Regions from separate parts of the Homo sapiens genome. Here region 2 is linked to region 1. Evidence: chromatin loops called from intact Hi-C (ENCODE). Cell type or tissue: dorsolateral prefrontal cortex. All regions are shown on one strand.

Region 1 (5,000 bases):
ATCTGGAAGTGCCTCAAATGCTAGGCTGATTTTTCTCATAAGATCTGCTGAGTGCTATGGTGGAATGGAAAGTTGGGGCAGGATGGAAAAAACAGAGTAAAATCTTATTAAATTTTGCATTGTTTATAAGTCAAAGCAGTGCATATTGTTGTTTATTGTTTATTGTTTGTTTTAGTTGATATATAATAATCCATTGTATGACCATAAAAAAAAAACTACCTTTTTACCCATTTGGATGGATTTTGATTTCTTGCTATCACAAGAAGTGTCACTTTGAAAACAGATAATATTGACTGGGGAAAGAAAAAGTAAATGAAGAGATGTAGGTTTTTAAATGCATCATTGCATACTTATATACACTTTTTTTTCTAATCAGAGAAGAAAAACATATCTGAAAAGATGCATTTGTCTACTTTGTATTTTTTTTCTGCAATTAGTTGGTACCTTTGATGTATTGAATATGTTCTTTTAAGTGTGTTGACAGTAAAGGAGAATATGCATCTGAAATAAAAAATTCCTTTTCTTCAAGTATTAGAAATAAACATGCCAAAGTCTCTGCAAGACAGGAGGAGAGCAAAACAAGAAAAGTAGAAAGAGAAATGTATGTATGGGAAAGAAAAAGAGTTTTACAGAAGTGCAGATAAGGATAGAGGCAGGGTTTGTACTCTGGTGTTGGGTGATGGAGGCTGAAACTCCAACTTGCAATCTCCTTTTCAGCACTGTTTCCTTTATGTTGCCCATACCCAAATAACTTACTTTTAATTCTTCTCCAATTTGGACTCATACTTTCTCATCTCAAGCTGCTCTTGTCCAATCCTAAAGTGTCTGATCCCGAATAAAATTGTCAAGGTTTGTTGTTTAAGGTTTCACTTTATGCGAAAGACAGAATGCCACGACAGGAACATGACTTCGAGAGAGGCCGTAGATTTGGTTTCTGATGTCTTTTCAGCTCCTACATCTCTCCGCAGTTCCAATTTCTCTGCTGTTTCTGGCAGCGTTTCTTCCCAGTAAGATATTTATGTGAGGGATTGCTGTTACATCATGACTTAATAGTGCATTGCATTTAGGCCTGTTTTCTCTTCCTCGTCCTAAGAACAATACACTCTTGAACAATGGAGCAGAGCCACGTGTTCTTTTTGCTTTCTTGGAAGGAATTATCTAGAGTTCAGACTAAAAATTGTTCAAAAAGAATTAGAAAACCTGGGCTGGGCATAGTGGCTCATGCCTGTATTCCCAGCACTTTGGGAGGTCGAAGCGGGTGGATCACCAGAGGTCAGGAGTTCCAGACCAGCCTGACCAATATGGTGAAACCTCATGTCTACTAAAAATGCAAAAATTAGCCTAGCATGGTGGCATGCACCTATAGTCCCAGCTACTTGGGAGGCTGAGACAGGAGAATTGCTTGAACCAGGGAGGTGGAGGTTACAGTGAGCTGAGATCACACCACTGCACTCCAGCCAAAAAAAAAAAAAAAAAAAAAAAACCTGAATATGCAAATAGATTTGAAAGGTCATCGTACTAGTTTGTTCTCATGCTGCTGATAAAGACACACCCAAGAATGGGTAATTTATAAAGAAAAAGAGGTTTAATGGATTCACAGTTCCACATCACTGGGGAGGCCTTACAGTCATGGTGGAAGGCAAAGGAAGAGCAAAGCACATCTTACATAGCAGCAGGCAAGAGAGAATGAGTGCCAGCAGGGGAAATGCCAGATGCTTATAAAACCATAAGATCTTGTGAGACTCACTCATTATCATGAGAACAGCATGGGGAAAACCACCCCCATGATTCAATTACCTCCACCTGGTCCCTCCCATGACACATGGAGGTTATGGGAACTACCATTCAATATGAGACTTGGGAGGAGACACAGCCAAACCATATCAATTTTCTAGGCTTTCATGTTGAAGAAGGGAAAACTGAGCTTCAGAGAGTTGTAATACCTTGGTCAAGCAAACATGGATGATGAGAGGTTAACAGCTTGGGTTAGAATCCGAGTAATTTTACTCCCAGGAAATTTGGTATAAAACTGAGCCTCTGTTATGAATTAACAACTGTTCCAGTGCAGTAGAGGAAATGTAGGGCTTGGAATCCACCCTCAAAGGGCTTAGAAAGGGAAAGCCATGTATATTAGATATAGCATTTTTAGAAGTACAGTATGTTCTTGATAAGCTGAGAGAGAAAGGCGAGAAGCTCATCAATGTACCTATTCTGCTTGTGTATGTATGACAGTGAGACAAATTTAGGCAGAATACTGAGTACCCATTATGTGCCATGCATACCATAAACACAGAGGATACAGTGGTGAATGAGGCACACACTCCTCTGACTGTACATAGTGTACTATCTGGTGGAGAAGCAAAAAGCAACAACAAAACCTTTTGAGAGAGAAGCAGAAGCTAGAGAAAGTGAGAAAACAAGAAAACATGATTAAGGAGATCTTTCTCAGCAAGAAGAGGGTAATAATCAAAAAGTTCCATGGAGGTAGGGTAAGAATGATAAAGGGGCAAAAATAAGATGATTTTTAGAAAAAGGAAAAAGCTCAAGCATTTTAAGAGGTGTTGCAGATTGATGAGGAAGGAGTGCCCAAGAATAGTGCTTTTCCCCATTGCTCACTGATTCTGTGTTACCACACTTTGTGCGCACATAGATAAAGTGGTCTCTTTTTCACTCCCTTTTCTGTGGGTTTCATTTCTAGTCACACTCTCAGCTGGTTAATTTTCTTCTCTTCTGCGATCGGTGATAAGATACAGTCTGGATTTATTACTGGAAGACATAAAAAGAACTATTCCTATCAAGGATTCATATGATTAAATATCCCCACCACAGAAATACTTTTAACTTCTCATATAGTAGAAAGTCACTTGCCTTCAGATACCAGGGGTGATGCCACCCCAGGGCTCCAAGTCTGGAGGAACAAGGACAAAAAGCAGAGGGATGGAATGAGAAAGAGTGATGGACTTAAAAACGGGGTTGGGGAGAGGCTGTGGGAGGGAAAGGACATAGACAAGGATAGAAGAGAAGGGGACGTGAGTGGCATTAAAGAGGCACTGCTTCTAGTAGCTTTGAACTGAAATTGGGAGGATTAAACCAGTCAAACATGGGAGCAAAATCAAAGCTAGAAGAGAAAATGGCATGAGCCATCTTCCCTCCTTCCCTCACTCTATCATTTACTTTTGTGTCTTTTATTTTCTTACCTAAGAATTCACCATTCCCTATATTATAGAATCCCAGAACTGAGAACATGGAACAGCCATGTTGAAGGAGTATGTATTCCTGACGTTGCGTGCTGCAACCTGGTGGCTCCAGTCATATTCTGTTAGGTTGAAATCCTCACTGAGCCTTTGCTTAGCCATTGCATTTTGCAGGCAAATCAGGCAGTCAAGCTTCTCTTGAAAACATTAGAAGATCTCGTAATGTTTGACTCTCATAAACCTACATTATTGGGAACAGTCAGATAAACCACCTCTTTGAGGAGGGGCATGACACTCCTAGTTCTCCTCAGTTCCCACCTGGCCTCTCTACAAGCTGCCTTGCCCCAAGAGGCATTTGAATAGGCATTAGGAGATATACCTAATGTAAATGATGAGTTAATGGGTGCATCACACCAACATGGCACATGTATACATATGTAACAAACCTGCACCTTGTGCACATGTACCCTAGAACTTGAAGTGTATAAAAAAAAGAAAAACAATTTGGTTCAACTCATCTACCTCTCATCTCCTCACCCCCACACAGAAACCTACATGTACATTGCATGCATGAGGAAAGAGAGGCAAAGACCAGTCAAGGGACTAGCTAGTTTCTGGCAGAGATCAAAGCAGAGAGTCTAGCTTTCTTTCCACTATTCCAGTGTCAACTACAAAGCCCTTTTTGGCGAGGGCTTTCCAGACATGAGGGCTCTTGTCACAGCTAAGTTTATCATGTTGTCTACAAACCTGAGCTTCCTCCCATCCTGAGTTTCCACCCATCTTGGATGCTCCACCTCGGCTGTAAGATTTCAAAACCATTTCAGCCTACCTAGGCTCTCCATCACCTTTCACAGATAAAGAAACAAAGCTCCCCAGTGTTTATCAATGTTCCCTGGTCACACTGTTCATGAATGAGAGGACCAATCTCAGAGTCCAGATCTCCTTTCTCCTTACCCCATGATGCAGCTAAACACATCGTCCAAGCCCAAAGACCTTCCAGGGTGTGTATTTGACTTTACTTTCTCTTTACACTGCTTCTCGGGTCTCAGACCCAAGCATTTCCAGAGACTTCAGGAGCTTCTCTTCTCCAGTTTTAAGTTCATGTCCATGCCTTTGTTAGCTTTTTTTCCCTCAATTCCTCATTGCCCTCTGCCCTCATCACCATCTGTCTGGTGCCTCCCTCTCTTCTCCTCTTTCTATACCATTAGGTTTAATTTTACCATGATTTCCTCCCAAGTTTTCTAATTTAATCTGATGTCAACTTTGACACAGTATTATTTTCCTTGACCCTTCACAGTAGCACTTACCATCTTTCCCAAAAATCTAAATGATTCTACTTTTCTTTATTTTATATTGTGATCTCTCTCCCTCACCCTTGTTTTCTCTCTCTCTCTCTCCCTCCCTCCCTCCCCCCTCTCTCTCACTCCCTCTTTTTAATGTCTATGTCTTTCTCCATCTTTTTCTCCCTCTTTTCTTTGAATTTTCTTTTCTTTCTGGCTTTTTATCTCTTCTCTTTCTCTCTGCCTGCTTTTCTCTGTCTTGATTATTATCTCTCTTCTTATTGTTTTCTTTTGATTCTCTCTCTCTCTCTCTCTGCTTTCTTACTCTCTCACTCTCGTCGGTCTGTCCTCTCTATGAAAATCTCAGATTCTTTTATTTTCCCCAGGGGAGACATGGGACAGGTTTCAGACGTGGAAAGAACAGTAGGGGAGCAGGTATTCTCAGCTCCAATCCTCATTCCTCATAGGAGGTGGGTGGGAGCGTGTGCCCTACTAAACAGTGTGTATTTCTCACAATTTCTTCCTG
Region 2 (5,000 bases), 110 kb before region 1:
CCGGAGCCTGAGGCAGGAGAATCCCTTGAACCTGAGAGGCAGAGGTTGCAGTGAGCTGAGTTCGCTCCACTGCACTATGCAGCCTGGGAGACAGAGTGAACCTCTGTCTAATAAATAAATAAATAAATAAATAAATAAATAACCAAATATATAATCTTATATATTTGAAAGTTTGTATTTCACAAACAATTTTGTGAGAGTTTACTGGTAGCATTGTTGAAGTTAGGAAATTCAGGGGTACATAGTAATAAACAGCAGAGCTTGTTGAGCAAAACACACTTCTGACCACGGATTTATAACTGTTCCTAGCCCTGCCCAGAATATCTAGCATTGTCTGCACTTACCACATAAAACCTCAAGCCAGAATAAGAATTCTTGTTTTGCTTTGTTTTTCCTGAAAGGTCAGACTCCTCTCCCTTATTGATGGTAAACTTCTTGAAAGGAGAACCCATCTCTATTTTGATCACTTCTAGTGCCAGCTAGGTACTGAATAAGAATTCATTCAACAACCTGTTCTAGTTATTTTTTTTTAAGTATACATTGGGCATAGCTTCCTTTCTTATACTTTCTGATATTCAGCCTCACCTGCATGAGTTACTTATCCTATCAGATGTGCAGCTAGACATCTGTCTCTCTGTAAAGACCAGTTTTCACAGTATGGACAGGATGGATAATCAGTCTATGTCTGGAGCCCACTCAGACCACACTGATACTGAATTAGTGGGAGAGGTATTTCCAGCCATGCCTGTTTAGCTTTAAACCCTATTCTCTTGGTGCATGAAGGAGAACCAGTGCTTTCAATGTATCTAGCAGATGGGAACTTCACAGGCATTGGTAGCTTTAAGGAAAAAAAGAAAAACAACAAGAAAAAAAACAAGAGTTCCATAGAAACATAATGCAATTGTTAGTTCTCATGGCCTCTATCTCTCTTTCAAAGATTAAAGAAGTATTTAGTCATCCATTTTCATATGCTACCTCACATAGTAAAGCTTATTACGTGTCTTTCATGTGTCCCTATTTCTTTGAGAGAGATAAGAATAACAACTACTTTGCTGCATCCTTTCAGTGTCATCCCAACAGATTACAAAAGGAAATGTCTCTCCATTGATAAGATACAGATGGTTTTTAATTAGTTATCAAATTAACTTTGAAACAAGTACAATTTGATAATTATAACAGTTTTTCCATTCATAAAATGTTATTCAGTGTATACTGCCCTTTCAAATGATTTGTTTTGCTTTGCTTTTCATAACCACACAAATCCCGGAAGGTCAACAGAGACCCATAAGATGGCTAAGAAAGCCAAGCAATAAATAAGAAATACATGAGCCAGGCACGTGGCTCACAGTTGTAATCCCAGCACTTTGGGAGGCCGAGACAGGTGGATCATCTGAGGTCAGGAGTTCAAGACCAGCCTGGCCGACCATGGCTAACATGGCGAAACCCCGTCTCTACTAAAAATACCAAAATTAGCTGGGTGTGGTGGCGGGCACCTGTAATCCCAGCTACTTGGGAGGCTGTGGGAAGAGAATCGCTTGAACCCAGGTGGCGGAGGTCGCAGTAAGCCAAGATTGCACCACTACTCTCTAGCCTGGGTGACAGCGAGACTCTGTCTCAAAAAAAAAAAAAAAAAAAAAGAAAAAAAGAAAGAAAGAAATACATGGATTAACACAACTTTTAAAGTTAGAAGTGAAAGAGCTGGGGCAGACATTTCATCAGTGTAGAAGCTAAGTAATATTTGATGAGTACATATTTCATGCCAAATAACTGGAGATACAGGCTAGTATATGCTATTTTATTTGAACCTTGTAATTTAGACTCACATTGGCATCTCTCCACCTAATCTGTTCTGGAGCCTTTACGTCAATGCCCACCAAACTTTAGATACTACAATTATTCCCGGCCATGGATTATTAACTGCGAAATAAAGTTGCAAACATTTGAAAAAATTAGATGTTTTCCTCTATATAAATAAAAGGATCACCTCAAATGTGGGACTTGTGGTTGCTTTGTAATTTGTCAAGTTATCCAGGCTGAATTACTTTCCCAGAATCCCCTTCCCTCTATGTTTTAGGTTAGGATTTTCCGCAAAAGACATAATCGTTTGAAATTTGGAGAGCAGAAGAGAAGCAGTGACCATTTGGGGTTTTATGCTCCAACAACAGTCTGGGCAAGTACTTTAGTAGCTTACGCATGTTCTCAGTCATCTGTCAGTTTACCTTCTTGGTGTAAGGTAGCAACCAAGGCTGCAACTATTCTACCTTTTCCTGCATCCTCCTTCAACTTCTCCCACTTTTTGTTCTGGTATGTGTTTAGCTCTGAGATAAAGGTCACCAGCTTCTCCTGCAGAACACTATTAGTTGGAGGCGATGAGAACCAACCTGGATTTCAGATCATTCTCATGGATTTCATCTCGTGCTCAAAGATTTCAGCTTGTCCTTGCTCTTCTCAATTTACATTTATTTTATCATGAGACAATGGCCTTATAGAAACTGTTTAACCAGTCCTATAATGGGGCAGAGTCAAATCCCTATAACAAATACGTCCTTGTAGTTCTGCTTCTGTGATTGAACCCTACCTGATATATAATTTGTCACCAAGAGAGATTCTAGAGAAATAATATCTTAAGGATAGGGTTTCTGGACTGGTTTGGGGTTATCTGGCTTGTTCTGATCTGATTAGATTGAAAGGTTCTAATCACTGCCCTTTCCAGTGGTTAAAGAGACACTAGTAATTTATGTCATTCAGTTGTGAAAGTGTTATGCAAATTATGCAAATTATCACCTGCAGATATGTGTAATCAAATGCCTATAGAAAGCAAGGCGCTGAGTGACTAAGTATGTGATGCCAGAGAATATTTTAGTCAAATTAGGCATACGATGGGGTTGATTGGTTTCTTCTAACTATACAGGAAATATGTGTGTCGCAGGGAGGATAAACACAAAATGATAATATCCCAGCTAAGGTCCACGTAACAGACCTGAAGTTGTCTATGTCTACCTTAAAAAAACAATACAAAAATCCTTATCTTCTGTGACCACGGGGTTGGGACTTCCAAAAGCTAAGCCCAAAGTCTAATCTTGCAGGGGACTGAATTACAACGTAAATTGAATCCCCAACTCCCAGGAGGTCTCTATTATTAAAATTTGGGCATTAACTGGGAAAGAATAAGACTTTGAAATTTGCAGTGGGGCAGATGGGCATATTTCAATAAAGCTGGGGATTTTGAACCCCTAAATTCTGTGGAGGCTTCTTTACAGTAGAAGCAACTCCCTTTCTGCAGAAATTGTAATGGTCTGCAAAAGACTGCTGATTCTACCTAGGAACTACCCTCACTACCTCTCCTTGCTTCTAAATGTATAAATATACAAGTCCCAGGAGCCTCAAAGAATGAGAAACAAAATATGACACATGAGCAGGTAAAATGCACAAAAAATCCTTGATTTTGCCAACGAAGATGTCATTCAGCTAGAAGTTAAAAATGTCACCTGGCTGCTCTGGGTTTATTGTGCCAGTTAATCAACAAGCAAAGAATAGAGTAACTGTATTGGCTGGAGTGATTGTTTCTGACTCTCTAGGAGAAATTGAGTTGTTATACAACGTGTGTAAGAAGGAATATGCTTGGAATGCAGGAGAACCCCTCAGCAATTCTTAGTATTCCCATGTCCGTGACTAAAGTCAAAAAAAGTTGCAAGAACCCAGTTCAGGGAGAACTGCTAGTGGTCCAGATCTTTCAGGAATCAAGGTTTGGATCACCCAACTACCCAGGAAATCACAAGAAATTGAGGTGATTTCTCCAGTTGGAATTTGGAATGGGTAGTGAAAGACGGTAGTTATAAATACCAGATCTGACCACATAAACAGTCACAAAGATGAGGACTATAATAGTTATAAATATTCTTTATTTTGATATGAATATGTATGTATATGTGTGTATGCACGATATTTTTGTTTTCTTTCCTTTTTCCATTACCCTTCCATGAAACAGAAGATAGAGCTCATTGTTTAAGTTATAGGATACCAAAGGGAGAATGAAAATCAGCTATAAGAAATGAACATCACCCCCAAACTATATGAGAGATGTTATATCCTCTTTGGGGGAAATTTACTGAATATTAATTAATATTCAAATTTACTAATATTAAAATATTAATTAATATTAATACCATAATTATTTTGACTCTTAGTACCTAATTCTGTAGCATAGAGATAATTTTATCTATTTAAGAACTCAATGTGAAAAAGTAAATCATAAACATAAAATTTACTGCACATAGTAAGTGCTCAATAGAGGTAGCTATCACTAATACAAATATGGCCAGGCACGGTGGCTCAAGCCTGTAATTCCAGCACTTTGGAAGGCCAAGACAGAAAGATCACCTGAGCTCAGGAGTTTGAGACCAGCCTGGTCAACATGGTGAAACTCTGTCTTTACTAAAAATACAAAAATTAGCCAGGCTTGGTGGTGTGCGTCTATAGTCCCAGCTACTCAGGAGGCTGAGCCAGGAGAATCACTTGAACCCAGGAGGCGGAGGGTGCAGTGAGCCGAGATTGTGCCACTGCGGTCCAGCCTGGGTGACAAGAGTGAAACTATGTCTCAAAAAAAAAAAAAACAAAAACAAATAATAAACGTTAGCATTTGTTTAATAATTAATATTAATGAAAGGTTTTTAACCATGCATTTACTTTTTAACATCCATGAAAACTCTATGGCATAAGTAAGCATTGTTATTAACATTATTATTGCTGTTGTTATTGTTTCCATTTTACAGTCACATAAAAACGTATTCAAGTGCTTACATGATATGTGGCCAAGGGTAGTTTGATTTTCAAAGAAGGAGGCAGAACTTTTTAATTCAAACTCATGTGGAATATTCTGCCTACATTAAATGCAAATTCCTTGTTTATTCTGATGCCAGAAAATGTTGAAAGCAGAAACAAATGTGTTGATTCTCTCTCCTCCAACTGCCTTGCATTCTAACGCTTTCTGCTTTGATGCG

The links. A loop is a pair of places that touch in the nucleus more often than their neighbours do. Peaks named below come from ENCODE experiments on the same cell type or tissue, not always from the same donor. Only the 100,000 strongest peaks of a DNase experiment are listed, where the experiment ranks them.
Region 2: a loop joins it to region 1, with 1.9 times the contacts of the local background. A loop is called at or near these places in 1 of 110 quality-filtered maps.

Annotation. Positions count from the first base shown.
Region 1 is chr9:117,982,752-117,987,751 of GRCh38, reverse strand. No RefSeq gene overlaps it. Among named protein-coding and RNA genes, the nearest start is that of TLR4, 280 kb to the right of the region's middle. In dorsolateral prefrontal cortex, no CTCF peak of the experiment used is centred here; no DNase peak of the experiment used is centred here.
Region 2 is chr9:118,092,379-118,097,378 of GRCh38, reverse strand. The region is part of intron 3 of LOC105376247 (a long non-coding RNA gene); the gene reads right to left. Among named protein-coding and RNA genes, the nearest start is that of TLR4, 390 kb to the right of the region's middle. In dorsolateral prefrontal cortex, no CTCF peak of the experiment used is centred here; no DNase peak of the experiment used is centred here; H3K4me3 peaks cover 516 bases; H3K27ac peaks cover 2,009 bases.